Linked DNA regions of Homo sapiens: region 1 is linked to region 2. Evidence: read pairs that join two places in POLR2A ChIA-PET (ENCODE). Cell type or tissue: MCF 10A. All regions are shown on one strand.

Region 1 (5,000 bases), 55 kb after region 2:
CTGAAGGTATTTCCCTCTATATACATATCAGAGTTTTCCTAGTTAGGTAGGAGCCTCCAGACTCTATCAGAAACAAAGCGAAAGGGTCACCAAAATCCGAGCCAGAGACCATGAAGTAGCCTCAGCACAAACAAGAACTTTTTATTCTCCTGCTTTTACTCAGAGCAAGGCGCACATCAAAAGCACATGCCTGCTGAGTTCCAGGGGCCTGATCATTCTCATGCATTTCTCCACCAAGATTTTATAAAAATGAAGCCGGCACTGCTGCATTATTTATACGCAGCTCACTGTACTGACATTGCCAGGCCCCAACTTTCAAGGGAAACCTTTTGTTCTCTGCTTAGGGAAGGCTGAACCTGGAGAGTCTCAATCGAACCAGCCAGTGAAGAACAGAATAATTAGAGCTGAGAGTGGGGATAAATTACCAAGATATTCCTGGCTGCAGCCTTTGGTACATCACAGGCCTCTGATGGCTCTGTTTTTCCAAGCCATGCAACAGACTGAATTACCAGCCCTGAAGATACAGCTCATTGGGAGATAAAATGACTCAGATTGGATTGCTAATTGTATCAACAAAGAGACCAAGAAGGCCTTAATTTCTGAAGAAATACCACTGCACCAATCGGAGCAGCTTCTGTTAAAGAGCTGTCAGATTTCAGGCCTGTTACTATTGGCTCTGTACTTCATCAAGACTTGCTGACAGGCCCGTGACAGGCTGAAATAATATATGCAATGATGCAACACAGGGCAATATTAAATTGCTTTTTCGGTCAGACTTGCCGATAACATGATTCAAACGTGGCCATGACAATATGGGGAGCATGAAAGAACTGAATAAATAATCGAGTTGAGGGAATTTTCCCATGCCACCAAAAGAAAGAGATCTAAGAGTCAGAAAACAAAAGATCTTAAAGTTGCCACCAAAATATTCCAAGATCGTGATGAAGCCCCTGGATTCACGGATTTGGATCTGTCCCCTAAAAAATAAGGACGGTACTAATTAGAGGCAATATGAGAGAAAGCAGGAAAGTAAAGAAAACAAGTGACAGCTTACTTAGTGCCTATTATACGCCAGGCATTATGCATAGAAATTTTATGTGGGTTACTGAATATCACAACAAACTTGTGAGGATACTATTATTAGTATTTCCATTTCACAGAAGAGAATACTGAGGCTCAGAAGTTAAGTCATTGGAGGTTGTATCATTAGGAAAGAGCAGGACAGAAGTTCAAAACCTGCCCTGATCAATTAAAAGTCCATGCTTGTTAACTACATGCTTATTCAGGCCCACTCAGGGAAAGATATTTACAAAACATTACAAAGACTGGTTACTCCAAGTGAAAATGTACAGTAATTTTGAGGTATTTAATTTCTCGTGTTTTTCTTGTCTGTTATCTCCTTTTTTTAACAAAGGAAAAATATGAAAATAAAACAGATGGAAGAGGTCAAGAAACACAGAGCTGTAGAAAGCAGTTAGCTGCCTTAGGTTTGCTGTGAGGATGTTCTGGTAAAAAAGGGTGTTCGGGAGATGTGTGCCATAGGCAAGGACACAGGGACAACAATGAGATGTTCTCTCAAGTTGGGAAAATGAAGTCTGGTTTTGAGAGTTCAGCTGTAAAGTTAATCCATAATGAGCAAGAGTAAAATATTCAAAATTATCAAAACAAAACAATGGCTTCCAGAACATTCAGAGCTCACAGGAACCATACTGAAGGCATTCAGATGGTTAAAGAAAGAATGTGTCAAGAGGATGATTAGGCTGCAGGAGACTAGAAAAAGAAGCAGCAGCAGAAGTGGAAGCAGAGGCAAGTGCCAGAGCAGGGAGGAAGAGGACTGCACCAGGTAGAAAGAACTGCATGTGCCCAGGGCTGGAAGTGAGGCAAGCAAGTGGCCACACCCATCTCAGCAAGATCCTTGCTGTGCATACCTCAGAAGCTGAGTGTTGCCCTGGCATGAAGAAAAGGAGCAAAAGAGCCATTTATTTCCCTCCTCCCTCTTTCTCTCCCTCCTTCCAAAAATATTTATTAGGCTCTTACTATGTACCAGGCACAGATATTATCTCTTCCTTCGTGGAGCTTAGAGTCTAGTAAAAGAGAAAAATCCATGAAGAGCTCACTCTAGTAATTACTATGAAGGGTAAGTATAATGAAGAAATATTATAGGGTGTCCATAGAGCTTATGGTATCAAAGGACATGTAAAAAGATAGGGAGAGATCTGTTAAAGGATACACAATTACAACTAGATAAGGAGAAATAAACTCTGTTTTATACCAGCGGTCCCCAGCCTTTTGGGCACCAGGACCCAGTTTTGTGGATGACAATTTTTCCATGGGTGGGGGTTGCGAGGAGGAAGGTTCCGGGATGAAACTGTGCCACCTCAGATCATCAGGCATTAGATTCTCATAAGGAGCGTGCAACTTAGATCCCTTGCATGCGCAGTTCACAATAGGGTTCCTGTTCCTTTGAGGAGCTAATGCCACTGCTGATCTGACAGGAGGTGATGCTCAGGTGGTAATGCTCACTAGCCCACCGCCCACCTCATGCTGTGCAGCCAGATTCCTAACAGGCTACAGACCAGTACCTGTATAATACATTATTGTTAACCCTAGTCATCCTACAGTGGTATAGAACCCCATGGGGTTGGGGAGCCCTGTTCTATACCACTGTAAGATGACTACAGTTAACAATAATGTATTATACAGTTTCTCATCACTAGAAAGAGGATATTAAACATTCCCAACACGAAGAAATGAAAAAGGCTTGAGATGGATATGCTAATTAATCTGATCACTATGCATTATATGTATGGAAACTTTGCTATGTACCCCATGAATATGTACAATTATTATCTGTCAATTAAAAATAAAGTTTAAATGTTAAAAAAAGAATCTCTACTTTGCCTTAGATTCCTTCATTAAGGGAGCAAAGACCCGGGGTCAAGGGTTTCCATCAAGCATCTGTCTACTCCTACAGTTTTTAATGGCAAACCCTGTGGCTAGAGGCCATTAAAATGGGGCTGCCTTGTGATGGTAACATCTTCAGACCCCCAGCCCTTGGGTTTGCTCCTGCCTTTCCCCTAGCCTCTTCTCCATTCTAGTAATGTTGGGTTTCTCACTCAATTATTTCAGGCTTATGATTCTGGCTTCTTGGACCTGAGGCTTGATCTCAGCCTTTGCCTCTGGCCATCTGAAGACTCATTATTGGACCACTCTCTAGTTCTTCTGAACCCCTTTGCTTCACGGTCCCATGCCCTGGTGCCAGCTTCCTCTGCAAGGTCTACCCTAGTGTATATATGAGGTTATTGGTACCAAGGCCTATTCCCAATCATAACTATTTCCCAGTGTCACTCAGAAGAGACAGAAAACATACATACCTATCTCAGTCTGACTCAGATAGGAAAACATTTCTAAACATTTTATAAGCTCCAATATTAAAATACCTCTTCCAGTGTCAACTCATTTTGGCCTATCCAATTACAGGACAACACAGTGTGTATAAGGACAGTGGTGTCTATATAATCCTTATCTTCCAACATTCTTCAGTCTTAATGGCATTCCTGACTTGCCATTTGTTCAGTACTGAGCTGACCCAAAGTTATCTAAAGTGTGCATAATCGGTAAGCCTGGGATCTAGTGCTACTGCCAAGAAATAAGTGAAAAATAGCAAAGCTATTCTAAAGCCACTAGTTGGGGGGTGGGGAGCAAGGAAAAGCAAGTTATCATATTAATATATGGTCATCCAAGGCTGCTCTGCCTTAAAGAGATAATGTACAATTCCTGGCAAAGGATGAAAGAGAGCAGACTGAAATAGTGTCTGCCAATTGGCCTAGTGCATTTCAATTCTTTTTGGCTATTAGGGCCCTTTATGATTAATTCTGGCCTCTGGAGTATCTAAAAAAATCATCTTAACTTGAGAATATTCTTCAATATAAATAAGCACCTGAACAAATTATAAAACAAATATTTCCTTGATAAGCTAGGATTATCTCTACAAATTCTCAGTAATAACTATACTATACTGTAGTGTAGCCCAGTACCCAGCAAGTTGTGGTCACTCAACAAATATTCTTTATCTTTTATGAGACACTGACAACTCTAAGAAGTACTGAAAAGCATTATCATTTCCCTCATACTAAAAATCCTAAACTGCTCTCCTTGATTTTGCTCAGTGATACCATCTGCAGATATTTGATACTTCAACCCCCTGAGAATATTTAGCAGATCTTATCATTCTAGTCTTCTTTTTCTATCAATTTTGGTTTAGGATCTAGAAATGATGCCACTCTTTTCCCATTGTGCAAAATACAAAAGTGTTGGACGAATTATTTCCCTCTTCCTATTCCTGTCTTTGTCAGGCCACTGTGCTCCAGGTGGCTATGACTGTCATCATGACAACGGCCATAAGTAAAGGGCACCATGGTGATGCTCTTCTCAGATATGATGTCAACTGTCCCATCACCCAAGGAACGGCCTACTCACATACCTCTCAGAGCTGAGAATTTTAACATGAACAGTATCCCTTTGACACAAAGCAGAAAGAGTCAGATTAAGATTTTCCACACAAGACAAAGAGGTAAAAACATTAAAAGGAAGTTGGTGAAGTAGAAGTACAGACCTGAAGATTTCGTACCTTTCAAGATGTCCTGTCTCTAAGGAAGGACAGGAAAAGAGGGAAAGGAAACAGAAATGGAAAACAAAAACAAAAACAAAAACAAAAACAAAAACAAACAAACAGGAAAATGGCCTTAAAATTAGGTTTTCAATATCTTTCAGGGATCAAGATGCAGAAACCAGCAGAAACAATACATCAGCTCTTCAGAAGGAGGATACATTCAGACTTGCTATTAAGGTAAAAAACATGACAATTTTGTGACTTAGCCATTTAAGAAATTCTTGTAAATATTATCTGGCCTCAAGGGATTAACAGTCTGTCAGGGGAAGAGAGCACCATATTATTTAGCTAATACGGGTAGAGCTAGAGTTGGAACCCAAACAATTAG
Region 2 (5,000 bases):
CACAAAAAGTTTCTCCCTATGGTCATGTCTCCACGGCATGCCTTCAGAGGGAAATGCTTTAAAAGTGCAGAAGGTGTTCTCTTTAGAGTTATTTTAAGAACAAAACGCTTGTTTCAAAAGGAAAATTCATTATTTTGTCAGCAAAATACTTGACTGTTAAGATGTCCAATGCTTTCAAGACCCATGCAAACAGTTCTACCATGGAGAGTTACCCCACTTCTAGGAAAAGGAAAACTTGGGAAATACATGAAAATACTTTAGGTGTCATTGTGCTAAAAATATTACAAGGTTTAAAGCAGTGGTTTCTACAATTTTGCTTTTTTTTTTCACAATCAAATACAAAGATCACATAAAGAAAACTAGGGATTTATATAGGTTTCTCAATTTTTTATCCTGTCTCATTTACTAATTAAAACCAAATCTTACAATGAGGATTTATTTGACACAAAATTGTATCACTAAAAACATAGGAAGCAGAGGATCTCAAAATAAAGGATGTTCTTTTTTAAGGTAAATACACTTCCTTTTATGACCTCATGTATTTATTGCATCACACACCAGTGAACACTTTGTCAAGGGCCAGCGTTGGTTTCTCGTCTGGACTACTGTTTGCAAACTGCTGACTTACAAAATGGTAACAGCCTCCTAACAATGGGTGAATCTACAGGATGTCAAGCAGCAACTCTCAGGTGAACCACTCAGTCAGTGGATCTGGTGTTAACTATACAATGCCAAATGTCTTCTGGTGATCTGAAGACATCAGGGGCTTTTCTATCATGTAGACCAAACATGATTCAGGTAACTGACAAAATTTTTCACTTCCCAACCAGATGTCTTACTTGCATAGAAATGAAGCCCAACTTGTACTTTCATGTGCAAATAGGCTAGACATAAATTCACCCCTGGAGGGCAGGATTAATTGCTTATCCTCAACGAACGCTAAATTACATATTATTTCTTCTTCTATTTCCAACTATTTTACCTTTGAAGAAGGTTTTCTGCTATTGTTTTGAAAAGCACACATTTCATCTTAGAAATGGTCTGTCTTTTTACATGTTTCTTCCTTTTTTTTTTTTTTTTTTTTTTTGGCAAGAAGGCAGTGTGCTACAATGAAGAGTGTGATCTTAGAAGTCAGGATAATCTGAGTTCTAATTCCATGCACCTACTTTCCCAAACTTTAAGGGCCTTGCAAAAAAGGCACTTAAAATCCCTGAATTCAGTTTCTCTGCAGATATATATCATAAAAGCCATCTATAAGAGGCACTGTGAAGATTTGAGATCATTTATTCCTATAATATGTATTGGGTGCTTGCTCTGTGCCTGGTACTGAGAGACCATGGAGAACCACAGTGTCTGCCTGTCCTCCAGGGGCTCTGTCAGTAACAACACACTCATGCCTAACAAGCTGGAATGACAAACGTACCATAAAACTAAGGTGATATCTTTATTCAGGATTTTAAATAAAATTATGAGTAACTCCAACTGTTGCTGATCCTTAAAGATGAATATCAAGTTTATAAAAGGAAGGATATGTCTGAAACCTTTGCTCTTCCTTAAATCTACTTTCAAGCATACCCTGGAATTTGCTCTGATCATATTTGTTTAAAGAATTCACGTGGTTATCAATGAGCTTCCACCTTCTATGCCGTTGTCCTGACAACCAAGCATTTACTAGACAGAATATGGAAAACAGGTAACAATGTGTCTCTACAGTCAGGGTTGTAGGCAAAATTCGACAGTACAGAGACAATCAAATGACTAGGGTCTTTGTGTTTGAAATCCTTAAAGGGAAATACAAACATATATATGTATATATTTACACACACACACATACATATATATACATGAATAAAAGAGAGTAAAGATTTTACAGAGAAATTAACTGGGCAAGGAGAAGCTGCTATGCATGACTCACTTGTACTTTAATAGCAGCTATGTTTCAAGAGTCAGGTCACAGGTAATGTTGCACATAAGGAAGAAAGGCTAAGTCTGCTGTTACTGTTGTTCAGTTACACTAATAAGATGTTAGGTTCTTTTCCTAGCCTATGTTTCACCAAAGCCAGAAATATCTCAAACATATGAAGAAATGGAATACGACTATGTTCTTAAACTTTTTTTCCAGGACCAAAACTTTTTTTTTCCAAATGAAATCCTCTATAGCACTCTAGCACAGCAGTCTCCCCTTATCTGCAGTTTCGCTTTCCATGGTTTCAATTTCTCATGGTCAACTCTAGTACAAAAATATTAAATGGAAAATTCCAGAAATAAACAATTCATAAGTTTTAAATTGCACACCATTCTGAATAGTGTGATGAATTCTCACGTTATCTAGCTTGGTCCCACCTGGGATGTGAATCATCCCTTTGTCCAGCAAATCCATGCTGTAGGCACTACCTCCCTGTCGTCCGCTTAGTAATCCTCTCAGTTACCAGATCAAAAAAAAAAAAAAAACAAACATAGTATACATAGGGTTCAGTACTACCCATGTTTTTAGGCATCCACTGGGGGTCTTGGAAGGTATTTTCCATGGACAAGGGGGAACTACTATATATAATTATTCTCTGGTTCAAGCAGAGAAGAAAGTGTCCAGGGGTGATACATGCAACAGCTCTGGCACCAGAGGATCATCCAGATTTGGGGGGCTGAGAAATAGAGATCAAAATCTAAACATTAACCTATGGTGAGAGACTATCCATCTTGGAAGCATTAAAGAGGGGAGGGATGGTAATTTGGAACTGTAAAATAGAGCTCCTTGAAACTTCTACTACAGTGCAAAAGCAGAAGCAGCAGAAAGTGTCCACTTTTAACCACACAGACAATGACCTCACTCCTGAATGAAGGAGGACACTGGCATTTGCAGTCCCTCCGGGGGAGGAGTGGAATTTGCCAAGTTGGCATTTAGCCAAAATGATGGAGTAAAATCCCTGAAGCCCTCACTCATGTTGACGTGGAAATCGAGCAGAGAAAGATTCAAAACATGACATAACTTAATGACACTTAAAGTTCTATCTACGTCACCCAGTTGGTGGGGGAGGGGGATCATACACATATTGGGAAAAATGCTCAAGTGCTAGGATGGCAGCATGAACAGCATTTGGGAACTTGTTAGAAGTGTGCATTCTCAGTCCCCACCCTAGACCTACTGAAGCAGAAACTGTGGTGTGGAGCCCAGCCATCCTCCCTCACCAGGTGATTTTGACGCACACCAAGGTATGAAGAGCCCTGCATTAGAGTCACCTAGGGAGCTTCTGAAAATAGCAATTCCTGGGCCCCATTCTTGACTTCTGGTCAATGTTATAAAGTGGAACCCTAGGATTCTTATTTTTAAAAGCTCCCAGGTAATCCGGAGACATAAGCAGAAATAGGCACAGAATCCAAAGAAAATAAATGTTAACAATGAGAACATTTAAAGGCATTATGTATTGGATGTGTGAATTTTACAAGTACAATCTAAGATTAAACGATGGCCTCTCTTCTGAGTTGAATGACTTTGGGCAAGCTACTCGCCAGCCTACTTCTCCTCATTTGTAAAATACACATATTTTAGGGTTGTGAAAGTTGAATGATAATAAATTCTTGGTACAGTGTCTGGTACATAGTAAGCACTAAATAAATGAGGTCAATTTTTATTAATCTCCTAATAACAATAAAGAAAAGCTAACTCATGTAGAATCCTGTTATACCAAGTGGCACAGGTTGGGGTACAGGAGGGAGACCCTCCAGCATCTTTGAAGCTTTCTTACTCCCTTGTGTCCTGTTGTCCATGAGAATATGCTCTTTCAGGGAAATGTAACATCCTCTAATTATGCTGCCTGGCAAAAATCAGGTGCAAAAAAGGGCCTGGAAGACTGCGTACGGAAAAATGGGGCAGCAGTGTGAGAGTATTCTGAAACAACGCGAAGACAGAAATAGCAGCGCCGACAGAGTTGCAGGTACTAACAGGAAATCCACACTTCCAGGAAGGGTGAGCCAACTGACATGGGGAAGAATTGTTCATTCTCTCTGGCCTTCTGTGTGCAGAAAGGAGACAGGTGAGAGTCAGAAGAACAGACTGGCAACAGAGGATGGAGGCCTACGGCTGAACAGAAATGGGCAATTCTTGCTGAAATCCAGATGAGGAGAATTGCATTCTACTCTGGTTTTTTTTGTTTCTTTGTTTGTTTGAGACGGAGTCTGGCTCTGTCGCCCAGGCTGGAGTGTAGTGGCATGATCTCGGCTTACTGCAACCTCTGCCTCCTGGCTTCAAACTATTCTCCTGCCTCAGCCTCCTGAGTAGCTAGGATTACAGGTGCCTGCCACCACGCCTGGCTAATTTTTGTATTTTTTAGTAGAGATGGGGTTTTGCCATGTTGGCCAGGCTGGTCTCAAACTCCTGACCTCAGCTGATCTGCTGCCTCGGCCTCGCAAAGTGCTGGGATTATAGGCATGAGCCACCGTGTCCAGCCTCTGGCTGTTTTTTTAAGCAATTATTTCCACTAAGGTGAGAAACCAGCACACTTCAAGCACTTTTTTTCCTCTTCCTGCTGGAAATTTGTAAATCTATTTTCCAAGGATGATGATGTGGGATGTTTGGGTCTACATATCTGTGTTTTGGCAGTTCTTTCTCTATGAAATACCCTTCTCTATTCTTCACAAGGCTAACCTCTCTACTCCTTCTGGAAGCAATTCAGGGGTCACCTACTCCAGGAAGGCAATCCTGAATGCTTACCTGTTTCACACCCAGAGTTGTGGTAGTTAGGCCCCCCTCATTATTGCCATAACACCTAACATATAATTGTCATGTTGCCTTAAATCAGTGTTTCCCAGAGGAGTTTAAAAAGATGTTAAAAGGTATTATTTGAAAGAAGCTATTTGTGCAAATAAATTTAGGAAATGTAAAGTTGAACAAAGTACACAGGTTTCTGTGATGTAACAATTGGGACTTTAATATGCTGGTGTGCACTGAGAATCTCTAAGGAAATATCACATATGAATCCCCAACCTGATTTGATTGTAGACAT

What was found. ChIA-PET counts read pairs that join two places held together with the same protein. Peaks named below come from ENCODE experiments on the same cell type or tissue, not always from the same donor. Only the 100,000 strongest peaks of a DNase experiment are listed, where the experiment ranks them.
Region 1: POLR2A ChIA-PET joins it to region 2 with 10 read pairs; 2 of 35 experiments call an interaction of 5 or more read pairs at or near these places.

Annotation. Positions count from the first base shown.
Region 1 is chr1:59,442,145-59,447,144 of GRCh38, reverse strand. The region is part of intron 5 of FGGY (FGGY carbohydrate kinase domain containing); the gene reads right to left. Among named protein-coding and RNA genes, the nearest start is that of FGGY, 150 kb to the right of the region's middle. In MCF 10A, no CTCF peak of the experiment used is centred here; a DNase peak (open chromatin) is centred at 1,894.
Region 2 is chr1:59,496,751-59,501,750 of GRCh38, reverse strand. All of the region lies in intron 6 of FGGY (FGGY carbohydrate kinase domain containing), which reads right to left. It overlaps LOC124904192 (a long non-coding RNA gene), which reads left to right and starts at 719. Exons shown (of 3, transcript XR_007066139.1): 1 at 719-798; 2 at 3,827-3,932. In MCF 10A, no CTCF peak of the experiment used is centred here; a DNase peak (open chromatin) is centred at 1,940.